Linked DNA regions of Homo sapiens: regions 2 and 3 are each linked to region 1. Evidence: chromatin loops called from intact Hi-C (ENCODE). Cell type or tissue: CD4-positive, alpha-beta T cell. All regions are shown on one strand.

Region 1 (8,000 bases):
GACGGTACCATACCTGACATTCATGCTACTGGGCCAGCACCCCTGATTAATTTTTAATGTATCTTTATGAGTTTCCTCAGTGTTAACCACAATCCAGGTGGGGTGTACAAATTTAAAACAAACAAAAAAAAGTCTTTCAGGAATGAAAAATAATGTAAGCTGAAATCAATATTTATGAAGTTGTGATTAATTGACTGATGACCAAATGATTACAAAATGTCTGTCTGAAACATCTACTCAAATTTATTAGCTTTGACCAAAAAAATTAAAAAACAATCCAAACTGGGTCAATGAAAGAATAATGCATTCCTAATCAATTTTTAATAGCACTTAAGATTTTATATTTTTTTAAACTTGCTTTTAAATAATTTATCATCAAAATGAATCTGATTTAAACATGGGGTAAAAGGTGTTCCATAGCTATTTGATGGTTTTCTTAGCAAAGAAATTCAATTATGACTGACTTTTTATTACTGAGACACTTTATTAATAATAATACATCTTGCACTTACACAAAGGCATTGGGCCAACATTCTCAGAGAGTCCAGCAAATGTGATCTAGGATTTAGCCCCAATTCTACTGTTATCTGGTGATTTACCTTATGTAGGCCTTGATTTCCTCATCTGTGAAAGGAAAGGCCTGCATAACAACCCCTAAGAGCCATTTTAGCTCTAAATGTTTATAATTCTAAGGATGTAGGACAGCTTTAGCCCATTCCAGATGTCAAATGTAATAGAACTCATCAGATCACAGGGCTGCTCAAAAAGCTACCAAGATGTGGTGATCAAAATTAAGCAGCAGTGAACCACATAATTTTTGTTTTCCTATTAGGGTAATGGTAGGATCTTTTAGTGATTTGGGCCAAACGACATCTATTTAGAACATGAATTGTCAAAAAATGGGAAATGTCCTTCACAGAGCAGAGAAGAGATAATTCCTGACCTTAAGCCACTTGCATTATTAAAAGCAAAGCCTGGGAACTAGCCTGGCATTCATCTGGACTGAGGAAGAGTCCTAATCAATCTATATTGCTAACAATATTATTTGGATATGTGTGTGCATGTGTGAGGGCATATGTGTATTGATTCATAAAACATTAAGTGAATAAAGCAGGTATGTTATGCTATGACCTTGTTTGTGCTTATGTATACAGTAATAGATGAATTAGTATGTTTTAAGGATATGTTCTAGAATGTTAATAGTGATTTCTACACTGGATACAGAGGTGAGGCAGAAATATGGAGGAACTTTTACTTATTTTATATACTTTTTAATGGCTTGTTTTTCTTAAAATGAGCATGTGTTATTTTTATAATTCTCAAAAAGCAATAGAATCTTCCATTTTGAGATTAAAAACAAGTAAAGAAATTGTTTAAAATAAAACAGCCTGAGTTTATTATAAAGGTAGGCTGTAGCAAATGAGAATATTACTATTTGTGGAACAGTAACCTATTACAGACATTAGATAAATTGGATGCAATCCCTGACCTCAAGAAACATAGCCTGTTGTGGGGACAAACACATCACCAACTATAATACAATGTCATCAGCACAGAAATGGCTGTATGGACTGTGCACTGAAACACTGAGAAGCTGTGACAATGGTATGAAATGTGGAAAGAGATGTTAGAGATAGTCTAAATTTTAATACTTTACTTAAAATGCAGGATATGATTTTTAAAATTATCTTTGTGACTACATATTGACACCCATCAACAAGATGATTTACAAGGAAATGAACTTGCCCCATTAAGTAATGGGAAATGTTTTGAAAAGAAATGTCTTTACAATAGAATACTATTGAGCCATAAAAAATAATAAAATCCTGTCATTTGCAACGGCATGGTTGAACCTGGAGGACGCTGTGTTGAGTGAAACAAGCCAGACACAGAAAGACAATTACCACATGATCTCACATGTACAATCTAATAAAGTTGATCTCACAGAAGTAGAGTGCAGAATAGTGCTCACGGCTGTAATCCCAGCACTGTCGGTAGGTCAAGGAGGGGGGATCCATTGAGCCCAGGAGCTCAAGACCAGCCTGGGCAACATGGGGAAACCACTCCCCGACCCTCGAGGCAGGCGGATCACTTGAGGTCAGGAGTTGGAGACCAGCCTGACCAACAGGGTGAAACTCCGTCTTTACTAAAAATACAAAAATTAGCCAAGCATGGTGGCGCATGACTGTAATCCCAGCTACTCGGGAGGCTGGCTGAGGCAGGCGGATGGGATCGCTTGAGCCTGGGAGGTCGCTGTGTTGGCACCTAGTGGTGACAGAGCTAGACCCTATCTCAAAAAACAAAACAAAAGTTGCCAGAAGCCATGGAGCTACCGTTTAGGTAGGAAGTTGTTGGGGGCAGGGATTTCCGCTGAAGCAGCCCAGGTCCAGAACCCCTTTCTCTTAACCATGAGGCTGCTTCTTGAAGTCATACTGCGTCTTTTTCACAAAGATTAGTAAAAGTTGTCCCGATGGTCTTGTCTTTAAATCTCTCAACTCACAGATTTTACTTGTTAGCGTAATTTATCACATCAGCTCTTCCTCGCTTCAAGTAAGTTGCAGATAAATTCCAAATTTGTTATACTGCATTTAAGATAAATTTAGGAACTTTTAGGTTTTTTTCTTTTTTGTTGGTAGGAAACGCAACTTATAACCTCACAAATTCTCCCTTGGGGTTCAACAACACAGCGGTACATTTCATATGCAACCATGCACCTGAAATGAAGACGTGAAAACGTTAATCTCCTTTTGGTGGAAAACCCAGAGAAGCCCACAGTAAAAATGTATTTTCAGGGAAAGCTGCGATTAAATGTATCAGGATCGTCTCGGACACAGATAAGGAGACAATCACTGTTTTCTTAAGTGAATTATTGTGCCCTCTGGAAGCACATTATATTGAGTGGAAAGAGAACTGACAGAGGTGGAAAGCTGTTTTGAAAAAAATTGAAACGTGTAGATAATGTCTTTTCTCTATGTTTTGATTACGCTGTGTTGGCGGATGTGTGGGGTTTAATAATTAGGCGAAAAACTCTCCATCCTTCACCCCATCCAATCCCCGAAAACAATTTGGGGATTTAAAAAATCGCCTTTCCGTATCTTCCTCTTCTGTCTCCACTATTCCGCTTTCCTTTAGATTTTCCAAGATCCTCGATACTTGTAGTAAACTACCTTCCTACACATTCGCAGGAATCTTGCAGCTCCCTAATCAGTGAATTTTCTTTCTTTCTTTCTTTCTTTCTTTTTTTTTTTTTTTTTTTTAATGAAAGGAAAACGCCTTGGAGATCGCGCGTTTCGAAAGCGCGTTTTCGTTTTCTCTCCTGGGCGGGTTATGGCCCTACCGGGGCGCCGTAGCCGGCCCGCGCGTGCCCAGTCTTGGCGAAGAGTAGCGGTAGGTCGGCGGGACTTCCGTGTTGGCGGGATTCTGAACGCTGCCATGGCTCAGACCGTGCAGAATGTTACATTGTCGCTCACTCTGCCCATCACGTGCCACATTTGCTTGGGGAAGGTAATGGGTGATTGTGGGCACAGCTACAAAACGGGGTTGGATAAGTCGCTCGCCGGGGCCGAGGGCCGTCTCGTGCGGGGGCGGGGAAGGGGCGTGAGGCGCGGAGATGGGAGAAAACGCTAACCCGCGTTCTTGATGGGAGGCCGCGTCCTGGGAGATGGGGGTAGCGCACCGTGATTAATGGATTCATCTGGGCGCCTTTCGGAGGAGGGTGACAGCGGCCCGTGGTCTGCCGGGAGGGCGGCGAGACGGCCCTGCCACCGCCCGCGGCCTCACACTGGCAAGACACCGGCCTCGAAGGAGGCCCCATCAGAAACGCATCGCAGGGATATTTAACTTCCCTCTGCAGCCTCGCGTGGCGTGTAGTGAAGCCCATTAAAACACATTTCCTGGGAGCCTCACCTCGGGCTTCTTAGTCCTCTGTAACTAGTGTTCATCCTCTGGGGCCTACGGTGCTGTGTATTGAGTCTTTTCCATTTCCAAGACCTTTTGCCTTTATCCTGGCCTTGAGGATGACCTTTGCTCTGAATTCCTAATTTGAAAAGTAAATAGTAAGTGCTCCTGGAGGGTATTAGAATAAGAGGTGTGGCTTTTAACTCCAAGAATGGGTCAGTCAGGAGATAGAATACTCTCTCTTTGTGATGCAAGAGGTGCCTAGTGTGTTTGTGAAACAAGGTAGGGAAAGTGGTTCTGAATTAGAAACGGAGCTTTGAATATTCTAATGCATTCCTCTCCTCTTTCATTTCCATTTGTGCCTCACTTTCGGTGTTTTAAAGAGCATTTCTTTACCGAATAGATAAAGAAGGGGAAAGATAAACCACCAACTTTTTTCCACCCTGAATTATTTTTACGTCTGTGGTGTGTCAGGGTGTGTGTTTACCCCCCAGCGCAGACTGAGCCGTAGACTCAGATTTGAGAAATACAAACTTCTAGAGCAAGCATTTGAGTGCCGGCCAATACGATCTGCCTGGGGTGTTTGAAGTTCTGTGTGAATTTACTGGATTCAAAAAGTAGAAGAAAGTCAGCATTGGAAGCAACTGATAATTCTGGATAGCAGTCAGAATGAAATGCCAATGAAATAGCAAATGTGCTGGGAGATCATGGATTGGGGATGGCTTGATCAATTTGGAGAGATCAAGGATGGCCTCATCGAGGATGGTGTTTGAGCTGGCATTGAGCTATTACTTACTGCCTGCACGGCTAGGGGGAGGGAAGAAGCGATGTTTCTATTTGCCACAGTCTACATTTGGCTCCTGACATAAAGTTCCTGGAAATATGTGTTAAATTCTGAGTTAATTTCCTCCAACACTGGCTTTAAAGGCTGATAAAAATATTCTTGGGAAGTATTTTGTACACATTATATATAGTTTCCATTAGTTATAGGCTGTCTTTTGCAATTGTATTGACAGTGTTCTGTTTGATTTACCAAACCTATACTTTTTGTATTTAACGAGAGTGATACCTCATAGAATATAGTGATTTGCAGACTACAGAGTGCTTTTGTATGCATATATTATTTTGTTTACTCTTCACACCAATGCTTTAAGATAGGGCTGGTTTTTCCATTTTTAAAATAAGAATATTAAAGCTTAGAGTCTGTGGTTGAACCTCTATACTATCATTTGTGTCTTCAGAATACTAAGACTTTGAGTCTTCATAGTTGAACCTCTATCATTATTACCATTTGTCTTCAGATTACTTCGTAAAACCCTCACCTAAGTTCATCCATGACATCAGGCATTTTTAGTGTTTTTTTTTTCCTGTATTGGTTAACTTTATTCTGAAATAAAAATCAGATAATAAAAATAAAAAGATTAAGACTTTTGTCTTAATCTTATGTGCCAGACTTTATGCTAAACTTTGCACATGCTTCATTTAATCTTCTGAAAACAGAAAGGATGGGGAGTTGATGTTATTACCATATTTCTACTGTTACAGATAAGGAAACAGGCTCAAAAAGGTTAAGCCAGGCGCGGTGGCTCACGCCTGTAATCCCAGCACTTTGGGAGGCCGAGGCGGGCAGATCGCCTGAGGTCAGGAGTTTGAGACCAGCATGGCCAATATGGTGAAACCCCATCGCTACTAAAAATACAAAATTTGCTGGGTGTGGTGGCAGGCGCCTGTAATCCCAGTTGAGGCAGGAGAATTGCTTGAACCTGGGAGGCGGAGGTTGTAGTGAGCTGAGATCGCGCCATTGCACTCCAGCCTGGGCAACAAGAGTGAGACTTTGTCTCAAAAAAAAAAAAAAAAAAAAAATTAAAAATAAAAGAAAATTAATTAATTAAGGATTTTTAAACAGGCTCCTCCCCCCCCCCCCCCAGGTACCATGGAAGCAGAAAGGATATGTGACTGAGGGCCTGAGTTCTACATTCAGGCTAGCCGGGTTCTAATCTAATCTACCACTTACCACTCATACAACCTTTTACAAGTTACTTAACTTTTTTTCTTTTTTTTTTCTTTTTTTCTGAGACGGAGTTTCGCTCTTGTTGCCCGGGCTGGAGAGCAATGGCGCGATCTCGGCTCACCGCAACCTCCGCCTCCCGGGTTCAAGCAATTCTCCTGCCTCAGCCTCCTGAGTAGCTGGGATTACAGGCATGCGCCACCACGCCCGGCAAATTTTGTATTTTTGGTAGAGACGGGGTTTCTCCATGTTGGTCAGGCTGGTCTTGAACTCCCGAACTAGGTGATCTGCCCGCCTCGGCCTCCCAAAGTGCTGGGATTACAAGCGTGAGCCACCACTCCCAGCTTAAGTTACTTAACTCTTTTGAGCCTGTTTCCTTATCTGTAACAGTAAAAATATGGTAATAACATCAACTCCCCATCCTTTCAGTTTTCAGAAGATTAAACAAAGCATGTGCAAAGTTTAGCATAAAGTCTGGCACATAATGTTTAATAACTGTTAGCTTTTACTATAGCCATTGAGGCCAGCCCTCAAACTGAGGAAACCAGCCTTTTCCAGTAATTGTTCTTCCCAGTTGCTTTGTGAGGCTGGAGCACTTCAAAATGAAGATTTGCATTCCCAACCAAATGAGACCTGTTTGTTCTGGAAATTGCCACAGTACATCCAGAATTTTCAGCTGGTTCCATGTCTCTTTTCTTTTTTATAGTGAAAGCAAATTCAGTATGATTGTGCTGCTCACCCTCCTACACGTATTATACTGTGAGATACTAAAACTGGCGTGTCCTCAGGTTCGCTTCTGCTTCCCTGACATAGAGCATCTCTGGCCACTTCTAAGAATGTTCCTAAGGTCCTTCGTGCCTAGCTCTTTTTTAAAGATAATTGTTCTTGTGCTACTGTTACCATATGTCCCCAGATCTCACAGTCAGCATCTTCTCTTTTGATTATTCAACAGAATTAAGGACCATTATCCCTGGAGGGTCACAAGGTGGATACCATGAAGGGGGAGAGATGAGGGCAGGGCATTAAATCTGAAGAGATAGATGCCAGTGGGGATGGAGAGGAAGGAGAGAGAGCCCAGGTATTCACCTGTTAATGCTTTGTCTTTGCACTTAAAATTGGAAAATTTACACCTCTGTCTCTACTTCAGTTTTAAAGGTGAATTTTCTCTACCCAATAATGTTTTTAGTTACTTTGCCAATATTGTAAGTAAGAGCTCTATGTGGCCTGAAGAAGTTAGGTACCATCCCATGGGATGATTTACGCATAACATATTTTCTTACCTATTCTTCCCTGTTTTTTTTTTGTTTGTTTGTTTCTTAAACTAGTGGGCCAGCAAGCAGAAATGTAGTAATGATCTATCCCAGAGTATCTGTTAAGTGACATTTTGATAGTGCCACCAGGCTGTTACAAACCAGTTTACCTCTAGATAATTCCAGGGTTTATCTTTTCAATTGGGACTCAAGCTGTGAAACCAAATTATGGCATGTAATACTTTTTATTGGCCGTGCATGCATTTTGCCATGAGTGAAAGCCAAATGTGGCCCGCAGTTGGTTTTATGAAAGGGTGAAGGAGATTCTCAAGAGAAATGCAAAGCAACTAATGCTTTTCAGCATTAATGTATCATATTCAGTTATTTCTCATTCGACTATGAGTCCAGTTTTGGGTCCTACCCTTTAAGATAAACAATAAACCAGAGTATTTTGAAAACATTTGGGGGAGAATGAAATTGGGATTGGAATGTAGGTGGACTGGAATAGTGCTGGAATGAATGGATATGATAGGGAATCTTTAATTAAAATATTTTTCATTTGGAAGGGACTCAAGCCTTGTGTGGCTCCATAAAATTATGATTTCTACTTAATATTAAGGGCAAGTGTTCTGGCTGAAATAACCAGAAATGAAATCAGCTTCCTTATAATGCAGGAGTTCCTGTGTCTTGGAGTATCCTCTAGTAGACTGACTGTTTCCCATAAGGAATGCTATCAAAAGGATCCCTTCTTTCAGGGATGCCTCTCTTCTTCTCACCCATATTGTTTATTTAAAATATTGAAAATATAGGGCTAGAGACAAAGCCTTATGCAACTTAGAGTCCTC
Region 2 (8,000 bases), 880 kb before region 1:
GTTGGCCAATTTCTCCCTTTTGGAACCAGCATATTTACCCAATGCCTATAGTGCCATTTTATCTTAGAAGTAATTAGCTTGTTTTTGATTTTACAGGCCCGTGGGTGGAAGGGACTTGCCTTGTCTCAGATGAGGCTTTGGATTGTTGACTCTTTGAGTTAATGCTGGAATAAGATTCTGGGGGACTCTTGGGAAGGCATGGTTGTATTTTGAAATGTGAGAAGGACATGAGATCTGGGAGAGGCCAGGGACAGAATTATATGGTTCGATCTGTGTCCCCATCCAAATCTCATATTCAACTGTAATCCTCAACTGTTGGAGATTGGGCCTGGTAGGAGGTGATCGGATCATGGGGGTGGTTTCTAATGGTTTCACATCATTTTCCTGGGCGCTGTTCTCATGAGAGTGAGTGAGTGCATTATTGTTTTTTCTGAGATCTGGTTGTTTAAAAGTGTGTGGCATCACCCCTTCACTCTCTCTCTTCCTCCTGCTCCAGCCATGTAAAATGGGCCTGCTTCCCCCTCACCTTCCGCCACAATCGTAAGTTTCCTGGGGCCTCCCCAGAAGCTGCTATGCTTCCTATACAGTCTGCAGAACTGTAAGTCAATTAAACCTCTTTTCTTTATAAATTCCCCAGTCTTGGGTATTTCTTTATAGCAGTGTGAAAATGGACTAATACGGTACACATCATCTCAGTTGAGTGTGAATAACTCAATTTTGTGAGGCCAAGTCTGAGAAGCTAGGGCTCTGCTCAATATCACATAATTAGGAGGGTCAAAGTGGAACTTGAATCCAGGACACTGATGTTGTTTCCACACAATCATGGTAGTCTCACTAAGCATACTGCTATCCTGAAATAAAAAAACTTTCAAAACCATTTTATATTGCTTATTATTCGGGCACAAAGATCCCTTAAATTGTGCAATCATATATCATAGGTAAACTCAATATACTAAATTTAATGACTGGCCATGACTAAGTGCATATTTATAAAATTTTAAATAATTTCAAATTAATTCAAGAAATAAACATTAAAGCACAGTAAGAACAAAAAATTGTCAGTGTGATGGCAAAAATATATTTCATACTGTGTATTTTAAAACATCAGTCCAGGCCAGGTACAGTGGCTCATGCCTGTAATCCCAGCACTTTGGGAGGCCGAGGTGGGTGGATCACTTGAAGTCAGGAGTTCAAGACTAGCCTGACCAACATGGCGAAACCCATCTCTACTAAAAATACAAAAACAAATTAACCAGATGTGGTGGCGTGCTCCTGTAGTCCCAGCTACTCAAGAGGCTAAGGCAGGAGAATCATTTGAACTGGGGAGGCGGAGGTTGCACTGAACTGAGATTGCACTACTGCATTCCAGCCTAGGAGACAGAGTGAGACTGCGCCTCAAAAACAAAACAACCACCACCAAAAAATCAATACAGAAATTTTATCAAAAGTCATCATTTAGGAAAAAAAAAAAAATTAAGACAAGATCTCACTCTCACCCAGGCTGGAGTGCAGTGGCACAATCATGGCTCACTGCAGTCTTCATCCGGGATCACTACAGCCTCAATCTCCTGGGCTCAAGTGATCTTCCCACTTCAGCCTTCCAAGTTGCTGGAACTACAGGTGCATGCCACCACACCTAGCTGATTTTTTTTTTTCTTTTTAGTGGAAATAAGGTCTCGCTGTGTTGCCCAGGCTGGTCTCAAACTCCTGAGCTCAAGCAACCTGCTTGCCTCAGCCTCCCAAAGTGCTGAGATTACAGGAGTGAGTCACTGCAATATGCCCAAAGATGTCTTTTATAATATTAATAGAAAAAATCGAAACACAAACATTTGAAAATAATTGTTCACTCTAGAGGAATGGCCACTAAGTTTCAATAGCATATTGATTACAGGGAATTTAACTATTAAGTAACAGGGAAATATTTATATAAGATGTTTAAAAAATAAAATGGTATCTAGGCAATAATTTCAACTACATTAAACATTAATTTGTGAATCCTGAAATTGGTAAAGACATCAAAATATTTTAAAATAGAGAGCTGTAACAGAACACCTGTGGTGTTTTCCTCTTTCTATTTTCCCACATTGGCTAACACAAAGAAAGCATTCATTAACTTAATCAACTGTCATTGACTAAACAACAAAAATGTGCCTGATAAATAACTAGGTACTGGGAATGTAAATGCAAGATCTCTGTCCTGGTGTTGCTCATGATTTATCTAGTCAAAAGACAAGTTACTGCAACAATTTAAAACAAGTTACAAAAAAAGAGCCCTACCCATTATAAGATGAAATGAGTCTACCTGAAGAACAAGCCATGTTCTAAACATCTTATAAAATTAATAGTTTGGAATTAGCATTTTTCATAGAAATATTAACAATGAGTTGTCATTTTCAGAAATCTACTTAACCATTCCATAACATACGTGCAATTCTACACATCAGAAATAGGAAATAGTAAAAACAGTAGTTTTAAAGTCTCTTGACTATCTATATTCTCCCAGTGAGAGTTGATTTAGGAAACAAGCTTTCAACTCACCCAGCTGAGACTCATTTACAACTGAATGTACTCAAATGCTAATTTGATGAGACTTTTTTTCAATTTTTAAATTTTGTTTGTAATTGACAAAAACTGTATATATTTATGATGTATTACATGATGTTTTAAAATGTGTATACATTGTGGAGTGGCTAAATTGAGCTAATTACCATGTACAGTACCTCAAATATTTTTTTTGTGCAAGAACGCTTAAAATCTACTCTCCTAGCAATTTTCAAGCATTGACCAATTTTTCATCTCAATCAGGTAATGGAGACTCATATGCAAACATTCATACTCTGCACAAAGAGGGTGCTGAAGCACCGGGTTAGGAAGCACTGGTAAATTTATAAGATTTTTTACAAGACCTAAGTTAGTCTCTTGTACACAATTCTATTAATACTTTGCTGTCTATGAAATTTTCCACAATGCTCACAAGCTGGGGTTACAATGATATCAGAAGCAGGTAAAAACAGGGAGCTTTTCTTTATGGACATGTTCCAATTCTGGCTGAGGATTACATTTACTTTCTAAAACAGGGTGCTGGAAATGATGACAATGAGGGAATGGAACAGTAATACTTCAGACTTTTCTCTTCAAAAGGGGTAAAATCAACTTTTCTCAAAGCACACTTACCAAGACTTAATGCTTCCTACCTTGTCTTTAGAATTCTATCCTATTGTATGGAAGTTAGGGCAGTAAATGATCTACGGTCCATAATACTTCTTAAGGTCTCTGGGCAAACACCCCCTGAGAAAAGGAGTTATTGGGACTTTCATAGCTAGAGAGGAATCAATCTACTTCACTGAGAGATGTGCATGTTCATTTACAAATATATGTGTTCTAAGTAACCGAGAACTTATTTAGACAAAAATACCCTATTTAGATCTATCCTCCTCCTCTGTGATGTTCCCCTCAAAGCAACAAAAATTCTTATTGACTCAGCTATATTATGCCACTGTGTTAAGAGACTTACTTTCCTCCTCTGTGAAGGAAAAGGCATAAAAAATAAATTCGGAGTTTACTGTCTTTATCTACCTTCATAACTGTGTCCAAAGCTATTTATGTTGACGTTTAACCCTGTGTGTGCTGGAAGAGGGTAGTAGGAGCAGGCATAAATAGGGTTATTGCTGATCAAAGAAACACATTCAGGGCACATGCTCTTCTCTCAGAGGATCTGCTTGCTGGGCTCTGACCTCATAGCAGCTAGAGGAGAATGCCATACATGGAAGCACATCTCTCTCCCTTGACTCCTCACCTAATTCTAGCTTTCCTGGGTGAATTGATTTTTTTGTCTTTTTCCCGAACAAAATGGGGTGAATCCAGGGATCTGAAACGGCATCTCTCAAGTCTGAAGCAAGAAAAAAAAGGCAAAAAATTCTAGCCCTCCTTGCAGCCACACTAAAATGTAAATAATTTCTGCCTCTTACCTGGCTGCAGAATAGTAGATGTGTATGTATCTCACTGACTCTCCATTACTGAGACAGCCACTCCATTTACCAGAGCAAAGAGTAATACACATGTATCTCATTAACTCCATTACTAAAACATGTAGATGAGGAAGACAGAATGCTTGATCATCATTCCAAAATTCTAGAGTAGAATGTTATCAAAAAAAAAAAAAAAAAAAAAAACAGCTGACAAAAATAATTTGAAGGCCTTGTAACATTTCTCTGTGTTTTTTGGCTACCTTGAGTTCTTTCACAGTCACTAAACTGGCTATGCTAATATAGAAACATAAATAGAAAAAAAGATGATTCACAATTAAAATGATAGGCCATGGAATTCAAACTATGTAAGAAGATAAATAAGTACATGGACAGCAAAGAGGTCAGTGGACTTGAGGTCCAGGCAAAGAGAAGAACTTTCCAAGTGGTGGTAACCAGAGTGAGTGAGTTAGGATGCGAAGTGAAGGCTAACACATGAGGGGCCTGAAATCAAAATTTAGGAAGGGATAAGCGGGGAAGAGCAATAGAAAAGAGGAAGTCAAGGGATAAAGAAGGTGAATTTAACTAGGAGAATGCCAATTTCAACAAAAAGTGACCACACACATAAGCAACAGTAGAACAAATACAGTAACCCTTCAACAATACACGGGTTAGGGACACCGACCCACCTGCATGCGGTAGAAAATTTGAGTATAACTCTGACTTCCCCAAAACTTAACGACTCACAGCCTATTGTTAACTAGAAGCCTTACTGATAACATAAACAGTCGATAATACATAAACTACTATTTACATGTATTTTATACATTCATTACAGGCCTTTTCTTAATTTTTTTGATATTTCTAGGCTATGCAATTTGTCCCAAGTTTTTTCAAATTGCTGCAGATCTCCAAAATATTTTTCCAATATATTTATTTAAAACAATCTGCATACAAGTAGACCTGTGCAGTTTAAACCCATAATGCTCAAAAAAAATCTACATACACACTTACACACAAAGAACTGTTTTTAGTATTACTAAATGTATATATCAATTAACGAAAATAATTTTATCAAAAGAAATGATGAAATTTTCTTACTCTTTGAGATGTTTCTGCTGCTGCAGCTGCCATTGCAGCAGCTTTAGCCTTCTCAGCTTCATCGTATGTAGGAAGAGAGGTAGCAACGCTATAGGGAGGTGGCACGGGATAAAACTCACCGTAAACTTCTGTATCTGAAGAAAGAATTCAAAAAGAATAACCAATAAAATCTATTTAATTTTGTAGCCATAGCCATGACTTAATAATTTACAACTGGCCACCAATACAGGACTACTATTGCTATTATAGGCCTATGTTATAAGCTATAAAATATATAAATTACTATTACAATCATATATCTTACTTTAGTCCAAATTTATTATAAAGAGAAAGAATGGATAAATACCGTTTAAAGGCTAATACACTAAACAAGAACCTCTAGAATGAAATTCTGAAAAAGAGTGCCAGACAAGAGAAGTAAGAATCTCATAATATATGAGTATTCTCTATGTGCTTATTAGTATGCACAAAGAACTTAGTTTACTTGCCCACTATCTCACAGCCAAAAAAGCAAAAAGAAAAAGTAATAATAACAAACATTTACATAATACTAACCATTTCATATACCACTTCTGTATACATTGATCTTAGCATCTCTGAGGTTCAGGAAAGTTAAGTTACTTGCACAATATTAAACATTTAAGTGGCAGACACAGGAAGCTCCTGACCCCAAATACTTTGCTCCGATAACATACAAGGGGTAATTTTTTTACACATCTTGATTTCAGCAACGGCTCTAATCTCTTAAGCAAATTCAGTATTTCCCTTTGCTAAAAGATTGAAGTTTTACTTTTCCACTCTTGTCCCTTTCTCTTCCCATTTTTCCTTTATCCAGCTAGTTCTTTAGATTTCCTTTTATAAGTATTTCTCACCCCAATTTTTGAAATATAATCTCCAGAAATACATTACAATAGAAAATACAGACTGCTTATTTTAAAAATAAAACCCATCACTTATTACAACATAAGTAATAAAGTAAAGTGCTATACAGGTCAATCAACTCATTAGACTTATGCTAGAGTCACTGACACACACACAAAAAAGGGAGGTTCTAAAAGTAGCATACACCACACTGTTTGACATCACTTTTGTATTTTCCTCCATTATAACAACAGTAGTTTTATATAAGCATACCTGGTTTTATACACTTTGCTTTTGTGCATTTTGCAAATACTGTGTTTCTTACAAACTGAAGGTTTGCGGCGGCAATTCCACATTGAACAAGTGTATCAGCACCATTTTTCCAAGAGCATGTGCTCACTCTGTGTCTCTGTCCCAGTACTTCTAGCAATATTTCAAATGTTTCCAGTGCCACTATTGTATCTTTTATGGTGATCTGTGATTAGCGATCTTTGATGTCACTATTGTAATTGTTTTGGGGCACCACAAACTGTGCCCATAGAACACAGGAAACCTAATTGATAAACACTGTACGTGTTTTGTCACACGTCTCTCACTCTAATTCAAAAGCTAGAAACAATCAAGCCTAGCAAGGACAGCATGGCAAAAGCCAAGATACACCGAAAGCCAGACCTCTTGCTCCAAACAGCCAAGTTATGAATGCAAAGGAAAAGTTCCTGAAGGCAATTAAAAGTGCTACTACAGTGAACACATGAGTAATAAGAAAGGGAAACTACTTTATTGCTGATATGGAGTAAATTCTAGTTCCAGTTAGAAGATCAAACCAGCCACAACATTCCTATATGCCAAAGCCTGGTTCAGAGCAAGGTGCTGACTCTCTTCAATTCTATGAAGACTGAGAGAAGTGAGGAAGGTAAAGAAGAAAAGTTGGCAGCTGGCAGAGGTTGGTTTATAAGGCTAAATCAAAGAAGCCATCTTCATAAAAGTGCAACATGAAGCAGCGAGTGCTGACGTAGAAGCTGCAGCAAATTATGCAGAAGATCTAGCTAAGATCATTGATGATGGTGGCTATGCTAAACAACAGATTTTCAATGTAGATGACACAGCTTTCTACTGGAAGATGCCTTCTAGGACTTTCATAGCTAGAGAGGAGTCAATTCCTGGTTTCAAAGCTTCAAAGGACAGGCTGACTCTCTTATAAGGATTTAATTCAGCTGGGAACTTTAAGTTGAAGCCAATGCTCATTTACCATTCTGAAGATCATAGAGCCCTTAAGAATTATGCTCAGTCTACTCTGCTCCATAAATGGAACAACAAAGCCTAATGACAGCACACCTGTTTATAGCATGGTTTACTGAATGTTTTAAGTCCACTGTTGAAAGCTCAGGAGAAAAAGATCTTTCAAAATATTACTGCTCACTGACAATGCACCTGGTCACTCAAGACCTCTGAAGGAGATGTACAAGAAGATTAATGGTGTTTTCATGCCTACTAAGACAACATCCATTTTGCAGCCCATGGATCAAGGGGTCATTCTGACTTTCAAGTCTTATGATTTTAGAGCTATATTTCATAAGACGATTGCTGCCACAGATAGTGATTTCTCTGATGGATCTGGACAAAGTAAACTGAAAAGCTTCTGGAAAGGATTCACTATTCTAGATGGCATTAAAAACATTCAGGATCATGGGAGAAGGTCAAAATATGAACATTAACAGGAGTTGGAAGTTGATTCCAACCCTCATAGATGACTGAGGGGTTTAAGACTTCAGTGGAGAAAGTAATTGCAGACGTGGGAGAAACAGCAAGAGAAGTAGAATCAGAAGTGAGGCCTGAAAATGTGACTGAATTGCTGCAATCTCATGGTAAAACTTAAATGAATGAACAGTTGCTTCTTATGGATGAGCAAAGAAAGTGATTTCTTGAGATGGGAGATACTCTTGGTGAAGATGCTGTGAACATCGTTGAAATGACAAAAAAGGACTTAGATTACATAAGTTTAACTGACAAAGCAGTGGCAGGGATTGAGAGAATTGACTCCAGTTTTGGAAGAAGTCCTAGTGTGGGTAAAAT
Region 3 (8,000 bases), 52 kb after region 1:
GCAGTTTTGTTTGTTTTTTGGTCATGACTTAGTATTCATCTTTTATTTTTAAAATCATTCCATCCAAAAATGCCAAGTCTTTTTCCTGTTTTATGGAGTTAGCTGACACACAAAAAAAGAACATGGTACAGTAGTTTACAGTCCTTTAATTTCAAGTCGGCTTTGTTTCCCAATCATCTCTTGGCCATCTACATTGGTTTGAAAAGACTACTGAAAAAGACAACTTGGTCTTGAGTCTATGATGTTTCAGGAACTTCTTGTTTCTACTTGAATGGTTTTCAATGATTCAAAGTGAAATACATACACTAGATTTCTCCCCCTTTTGTGCCTTTGGATGGTATTTGTAGAGAGAATCAAACTGAGATTAACTGTTTATGGGATGTACTTTATTAGATTAGAAGGGTTTCCCAGAGCCTCATAAGAAGTTCTTTCATTCCCATTTGTGGGAGTCCTACAACACAGCTTTGGCCTATCACGATGTAACCTGATCCTTTTAATAATACTTGGCAGAGAAAACCTTTTAAGCAATGATCTGAGTGCACAGTGAACATTTATTGCCTAATTCTCGGAACCCCAGTCAGCTAGGAAGCATCTGTGAAGATGCAGATTTCTTTACAGAACCCACCTGGAGTGCAAGTTAGGGCGATCTTCAGTTTTATATGACTGAGACAGTCTAGAATGCCTTGAGTTGCAGCTCCACTTCAGAAACAAGGCAGATTCTTAGGCCTGCTATGTCTTTTTCTTGTCATTATCCTAGATTCTAAGTGTTGTGTCTTAATAAGGAGCAGACCTTCTCTAATAAATGTTAGCTTATTGGTGTGTAGAAGTGTGGGCCTTATGTGACGTTTGTAATTTGGGGATATAAAGATCCTTTTCCCAAGAGATATGGCTTGGCCCTTTACTGAGACTTACTGGGAGGTGGGAGGATGCAATTCTAATGCATTTTGATACTTACATTATTTGTGAGTAGAAAAATGCCCCTGTTGGGGATAGCGTGGAGCAGTGAGAAAGTCTGGCGTCTTCACAGACCTGTTACTCGTACTGGGTCTTGAAGGGTGAATAAGAGTTCTGCGCAGAAGAGGACACCTCTCCTGTGTGTCGGGCTGTGCTGAAGGATACGCCTATTTAGCCTGTGTCTCAGAAGAGGTGCTGAAGAAACCATTCCTTAACATCAGGGCTCCTATTTGAAAAAAGTTTTCCCGGATTGCTCCAGCCTGGGTTTACACGTTTGGCTTTGCTCCGCCTCCTCTCGGAGTCCCCAGAGGCTCTTGGGCTTGCCCCAACCTCCTGAGCCGGCGGCCTGATGGCGAGACAGTGGCTCCCTGGGCGCTGGAACGTTTAGGCGGTGGCGAGCTGGCCCATCATCTGTCCATTAAGACGAGACTTGACCTTTTGAGGGCAGGAAGGGGCGACCTCGCCTAACCCACCGGGTCATCTTTGTGTTCGGGTTGGGGAGATGGGGTCCGGCCCGCCAGCCTCGGCTCTGAGCCCTCTTCTGTCCCTGGGATTACAGCGAACTCGGCCTTCTCGGATTCCCGCCGCCGGTGCCCGCTCTTCCCTTCCCCTCTAGCCCCCACCGGACCCCCACTCCCCAGTCTCGGGAAGACAGACGCGCCCTAGCCCTTCCAGCCCGATTTTCCCACTTTCTCGGGGGCGCTCCGGGCTGGTCCCGCCCAAGCTCCACCCGAACGGCCCGCCCTGCGGTTTCCTTTCATTTTATTATTACTCGTGAAACCTGGCGATTAAGACGCGAAACCAACAAAGAGTTTTCTTTCCACCTTAACCTTGCACACAATCCTTTAACAAATTAATTAATCCTAATGAATTAACACTTCATTTATTTAAACGCGCTACAGTTCATGAATTAAATTTTCATGCAGTGATTAAAGGCTGTTAAAATATGCATGATTTCGTTAAAATTTTATAATAAATCAGGGCAATGTGTTACATGACAAGGCAACTATTTCCCAGTCCCTCGCAAGGGGCTTTGATTTGTGCGGGCGGCGGGAAGGAGGGGCGGCTGGCGGCGGCGCCGGCGAGCGTTGGAGCCGGGTGACAGGACCCAGCTCCGCACTCTCGGGTTTGGACTCGCGTCCTTGCGGTTTTCTCCACAGCTTCCAGACCCTTTTGGGGATCTTGCTCCTGGAGGCAGAGCGGAGCCTGCGGAGAGCGACAGGCACCCGCTTCCAGGTCCTCGGAGCCGCGCTTGTGGGGGCTGGGGGTCCCCTGCTGCCCATTGACTACCTCCACCCCGAGCGTCCGTGCGTTCTGGTGGCAGCAGACGGCAGGCGGCTATCCGCGGAGCAGGAAGGCGACAGAACTTCCTATGTCCTTGCGTGGGGTCATGGGCAGGCGTGTCTGTTGTGGAGTTTCGTTTGTTTGTTGTTGTTCTAACCCAGGACCTGGAAGCCCCTTCTCTGATCAGCGCCTTCTTCCAGCTTTGAATGCGGCAGGGCCCAGGCGGGGCGGGGACGTCTCTGCTCCTCCTGGGACCTAAATCACAGGAGTCCTTGGCCACGTTCAGCCATAAGACATTATTCACTTGGGCTGCGAAACTCCTGGCAACTATTAGGCAGGGGAGGCCCAGCCCCTGTTGGGACAGAGACGTAGTAGTCATGTGTCACCCGTAGGGCTTTCACAAGGTAGGTGGGTTTCATGTCCACGGAGAGATCAGGGTGGAGATATGTACATAGGTCTATATCTATAGATATAACGCCAAGAGTGACAATAGTCAGCAGTGAACTTTCCTGGGACGCATCATCTGGGTCTCTAGGTCATCAACGACATCTCAAGGTGGTCTGGTTAACGTCCAGGAAAATGTCCCCAAGGGAAGTTGCATTTAAATTAAACGACCAGACGAAAGAAAACTATATTTCCCACCAGTTTCCTTGAGAACCTCCTCTGCCGGTCCCAGCTGGAGCCCAGTCTGAATGCCTTAGAAGCAGAGATGACGACGGGCCCCAGTACCGCCAACCACTCCGGGCCTTAGGGACCAGAGGAGGAGAGAGGCCGAGGGAGCTCCGCAGTGCCAAGCAGAAAGGGAGGACGACGGTCTCCGGGAAATCTCCGAGCCTAAGCGACCCGGAACGTGGCCCGGAGAACTCCAACCTCAGCTCTGGGCTGGGTCCCGCGGGCCTCGGAGGGCAGGCCACTGCCCGGGATGGCCCCCAGTGAGGCCAGCGAGGAGCCCAGTAGCTATCGCCTGGGAGGTAGCGGACCAAGATGCGCGACACTGGGATCAAAGCAGCTCAGGCATGACCCTGGGAAGGCGGCCCAGAGGGGAAGCGAAAGTTCCACCGTCCTTTCTCCATTCCTTCCTCCATTCCACCCTTCAGTGTCAGAGCCCAGGGCGCCGGGACAGCCCAAGGGCAGCCCCTGTTCTGAGACCCGAAGATCTTACCCATATCCTGCTCCCCTGCTGTCTGCCCTTTCACATGTGCTTAAAACAACCTAAGTGGCCTCTAAAGCCAGCCGACCCTGGGCCCTGGGGGCTTCTCCTGCATGCAGGGCGCTGGCTGCGTGGTGAAATGTGCCTCCTTTCAAACTAAACAATTGCCTACGCACAATGTAGCTCCCCGAGTCTGCGAGAAACACAGCTCCGGCTTCGGCCACCAGAACCCAAGGTGGCCGGGCCTGCAAGTGGGGCCCGGTTTCCAGAAGGAGCGAGGGGCCCGGCCCCCCTCCCCTGTATACCCACTACCGCCACGCACTTATGTCGAAGTCCCTCAGACCCGATCCTGAGTCCCTAAACCCCAACAGACAACTCGGGTTCAACCCCTCGGAGGTGAGAAGGTGGGGCGAGTAGTGGCTGCGGAGTCAAATACTAACTTTCTCCGCACCCGGTCGGAAGGAGGATGTCAGTGCCCAGGTGGGCAGCAGCTATCAGGCGCGCTCTCCAAAAGTGGAGGATGGGAAGTTGGCGGTTCAGGTCAAAGGTGAGGAGCGTTCACCCCAGACAGTGCGGATCCTGGCACAAAACCTCTCCCGCCAGTCCTCACGCCAACCAACGAAGGTCTGCTCCCTTAGGTCGGGAAAAGGGCGCTGCCAAAGGAAACGGGAAGTGAGGCCTGCCAAAGGAGGAGGAGAAAATTAATTAATGAGGGAAAGAAATGTGTCTCTGATCCACATGATAGACTCCCTGTCCCTGGGGGCGGAAATTCCTTGGAAATCAATAGTTGTGCATTCATTATCCTTCTCTTGATAAAATGCAAAGCTATGAGATGAGGAGGAGGAGGAGATCTGTGTTGGTCATTAAATAAGAAGGAAAAAAAATTGCCCAGGAATCTATGCCAAGGCTCAGACCCCATGTGGGTATCATTAGCACAGGCAGGGGCCAACGAGTTACAGCAGTTGCCAAACCAGGAAAACAAAACAGTGACATATGGGTGAGCTGAGCCCAAGCCCACCACCTTTTCCTTTTACGCATCAGGAGGAAAGTAGGGAGAGGCTTGATATGGTCCAGGGAACTGCCTGCAGATGTGCCAGCATGCCCTATTCTTTAGCCTGGGCTGAGAACCAACGAGGATGAGGCATGATAACTGTCCAAGCATCACCCGCTCCATATTTCTATACACATCCCTCTCATCACACCTGTTATACCTGTGTCATAGATGCCTTTTATCCGTGGCTTCCCCACGCACATACACTGTCACCTCCTGCAGGGCAGGTACTCATATTGTATACCTCATTTTATCTCCAGTGTCTTGTACTGGGCCAGACTACCGCTCAGCAAGAATTTGAGGAAGGAAGATAAGGTAGCAAGTTAATGAGGGCGGAGTGAAATAATTGGCTCCTGAAAAAGAACAGGCTGGAATAAAAATTTACAGCTCTGCCTGGGGAAAACACACCCCTCCTTTTTAAGGAGAATGTAGACCCCCCCATCCCCCCACCCAGGGATCTTCCTGCAATCTCCAACCAGCCCTGGATTGTTGAACAGCCCCTAGGCCACCACCCCTCCCCCAGGCTACCCGAAACTGGCCTCTCTTCCTTCCTACACACGTGTTTTTTGGTGGGGTACTTTTCCTGTGACAAACTCTGCACTAAGTGCTATAGTGAAGATGGATGTATCCTAGATGGGCTTCCTATCCATGGTGGGAGGGGGAGGGAGGATTGTACCCATAGCCCTCATGTTTCTGGTCCCATCAAAACACCCAATACCCCAAGCAAAGATCTGGCCTCACCCCAAGGTGGGGTATTCCTGTTGTCGAAAGAGAGGTGAACAGGGAAGGAAATCTTGGTGGGACTAACTCCTAACTTCAGGCTAAGGTGGCATCTCTCCGCTGGGTTTAATGGAAGCCTCCCAGGGTTGGAGGGTGAACCGAGGTGCCTTTTGGGTACTCAGGAGCTCACCTGGCTCTCAGAGGCCCCACCCGGCCGCAAACCTGTACTGTTTACCTTTCTGTTGCTCCTGTACCCTTCAGGGTCCCTAAAGACCAGCGCTTCCTTGAGAGGGGAGGGGCAGGTTCCAGGCCCTCACCCTCTGTGGGGGCCTTTTCTTTCCCGTCAAGAGAGAGCGCAGGGAACGGCCACCAGGGGTGTCAGGAAGGACTAGGTTAAGCCCGGACTCCCGGTGTGATGACTACCGTAGGACTCACTCTTTCCCTCTAGCGACGTCCTGCTCATCGTCCACTCCCCGTTGAGATAAAGTTGCATTTAGCGCTCCCAGGGGACTGCGTAATGGATGGAACCAGCTCCTTCTCTCACCAGCAAGTGAACATCCTTCTCACTTCCCTCTGGAGCTAGAAGGAAGGGAGGGGGTGGGGGGGAACATGAAAAGAAAGAAAGAAAAAGCCATGGTGACGCCTGTGGGCTCTTCTTGGAATCTGAGTAGGTGAGTGGGTATGCTAAACACACATGCATTTGTGCAGAGGAAAGATAAAATCCACGGGAACGCAAATTTAGGTTTATAGAAATGAGATCTGCTCTTTGGTGGAAATACAGACTTCCTTGGTGTGGGAGAGAACAGAAAGATTATCTGATTTCTGCTTTCCATAAGCAGCCCCTTGCTGCTCTCCAGCTCTCTTACCGCAGATGTGATAACATCTGGGCTGTTAGGTTATTATCACCGCGAGCAAGTGCTCCTTCCCTGGGGACTTTGGCACCTGAACTGTGGCTCCCCTGGGAGGCTCTTGATCTGCTACCACATAAGGGCCATATAACAGGTTGGCTAATTGATTTATTCTTTTTAGGTCTTAATTTCACAATAATTTTTTAAAAATTTAAAAACTGGACCAGAGCTTGTCCCCGTTCTTTCAAATTGGCTTGATTTAATATTTTTGAATCAAGCTTTCCTGTAAGTTAGTTTGATCTGTCTCCTATTGAAAAAAATATATATAAGCAGGCAGAGATATGAGGCAAAAAGCCAAAAAGATGGAAGGGAAAAGAAAGTTCTCTTTTCAACATCTTATTCCCTTTTCTCTGAAGCAGTTTTCCTGGAGTTCCCAGCATAAAGTGTGTGTGTGTGTGTGTGTGTGTGTGTGTGTGTGTGTACGCTGAGGGGAGGAAGGATCCCAACTACACCCTGTTAACTGTTTTTTCCTTTTGATTACTAGAAGCCTTAGATCACCCGGAGCTCGTTTGAAACGTGGGTTTGTACACGGTTGAAGGAGACAAACAATAAGAGAAATGCACAATTTCATTTCAACAGCTTTTCCCGAGTAGAAAGCACACGCTCCTTGTGGCTCCTAAGTGGCTGTCACTGGCGGTGCCTGACACAGTTATATTCACAACAACAACAAAAAAGTATGCGGAGGAAATTAAATTATATGGAAATCAATAGCGTCTGACTGCTTCAAACAAATGTCTGTCACCGCGATTATTCTCCAGGAACCTATTTATAAACCTTTAAAGAAACAGGTTCTTGCAGCAAAAGACAGCACCTTCTGCATTTCTGTGTTGTTATTTATACTGTATACAGAGGAATGCGCGGGCATAATTTAACGTAGAAATGTCCAGCTGTATACATTATACAACAGCTTGTTAGGCATCCCGAAGAGGAGGAATGCCTAAGTAATGCTCATATATTCAAGGCTTGCTATCAGGGAGAAGAAACATACACACATACACACACACGCACGCACACACACACACACACACACACATAGAGGGGCGTGCGCGCATCTCGTCTTTTTTATTCTAAAAGGTGCCCACCCTTAGACAATAGCTGGACCTTCTGATCTTTCCAGACCACGGTGGGAAAGGTGAGGCGGGCAGTGCGCATGCCCGGGTAGCTACAGGTGCATCACCTGCGCTGTCCTTGCTGGTGGTCACTATAAGAGCGGCTCCCACGCGCTGGTCGCGGCCGGACGAGCGCGCGCGCGCGCAGACGCACGGGGCCGCCGAGAAGGAGAGCGCGCGTCAGACAGACGGAGACAGCTGATGCCTGTCAGCGCGGTGGGGCCGCGAGCTCTCGCGAGAGCTCCCCGGGACGGCCGCGAGAAGTGGGGCTCAGGTGTTAGAGGAGTGCATCCCGTCGGCGCGCGGGGCTAGAGCTGTCGGAGAAGCGGGACCGCGAGGCCGGCGCGCGGCGCTCTGCGCGGTCAGAGGGAGCGCCTGGCAGCAGCAGGAGCAGCAGCAGCAGCCCGCGGCGGGGCCGCCGCCAGCCGCCGCGACCGCCGCGGCTGCAGCCTCCGAAGGGAGGCCGGGTGAGCCGGCGTACGCACTTTCCCGCGGACTTTCGGAGTGTTTGTGGATATACATGCCAAGCCGCCACGATGATGTCCATGAACAGCAAGCAGCCTCACTTTGCCATGCATCCCACCCTCCCTGAGCACAAGTACCCGTCGCTGCACTCCAGCTCCGAGGCCATCCGGCGGGCCTGCCTGCCCACGCCGCCGGTAAGCGCCCCACGCCCGCGGCCCCGGCCCGCGCGCCCGCCCCTCCCCGTCTCCGAAACGCTGCATGTCGGGGGCTGGTGTGTGCAGGTCCCGGTGCGGGGAACTGCGGGCAGGGGGTGTAGAGCAGTCCCGCAGCGAGGCACGTTTTGTCCGGCGGCCCTTAAT

What was found. Peaks named below come from ENCODE experiments on the same cell type or tissue, not always from the same donor. Only the 100,000 strongest peaks of a DNase experiment are listed, where the experiment ranks them.
Region 2: it touches region 1 in a loop (2.1-fold over the local background); 3 of 110 quality-filtered maps call a loop at or near these places.
Region 3: it touches region 1 in a loop (2.1-fold over the local background); 35 of 110 quality-filtered maps call a loop at or near these places.

Annotation. Positions count from the first base shown.
Region 1 is chr13:78,654,553-78,662,552 of GRCh38, reverse strand. It overlaps OBI1 (ORC ubiquitin ligase 1), which reads left to right and starts at 3,398. Exons shown (of 6, transcript NM_024546.4): 1 at 3,398-3,504. The coding sequence starts at 3,433. RefSeq lists enhancers at 4,040-4,119, 4,030-4,990. In CD4-positive, alpha-beta T cell, no CTCF peak of the experiment used is centred here; DNase peaks (open chromatin) are centred at 2,312 and 3,372; H3K4me3 peaks cover 2,621 bases; H3K27ac peaks cover 618 bases.
Region 2 is chr13:79,530,523-79,538,522 of GRCh38, reverse strand. NDFIP2 (Nedd4 family interacting protein 2) reads right to left here. Exons shown (of 8, transcript NM_019080.3): 3 at 5,067-5,200. Among named protein-coding and RNA genes, the nearest start is that of LINC01068, 32 kb to the left of the region's middle. In CD4-positive, alpha-beta T cell, no CTCF peak of the experiment used is centred here; no DNase peak of the experiment used is centred here.
Region 3 is chr13:78,603,039-78,611,038 of GRCh38, reverse strand. It overlaps POU4F1 (POU class 4 homeobox 1), which reads left to right and starts at 7,487. Exons shown (of 2, transcript NM_006237.4): 1 at 7,487-7,835. The coding sequence starts at 7,713. OBI1-AS1 (OBI1 antisense RNA 1) reads right to left here. Exons shown (of 6, transcript NR_047001.1): 4 at 5,595-5,738; 5 at 3,829-4,067. RefSeq lists enhancers at 2,698-3,557, 3,558-4,419 and a silencer at 7,537-7,696. In CD4-positive, alpha-beta T cell, no CTCF peak of the experiment used is centred here; a DNase peak (open chromatin) is centred at 7,428; H3K4me3 peaks cover 2,285 bases; H3K27me3 peaks cover 6,839 bases.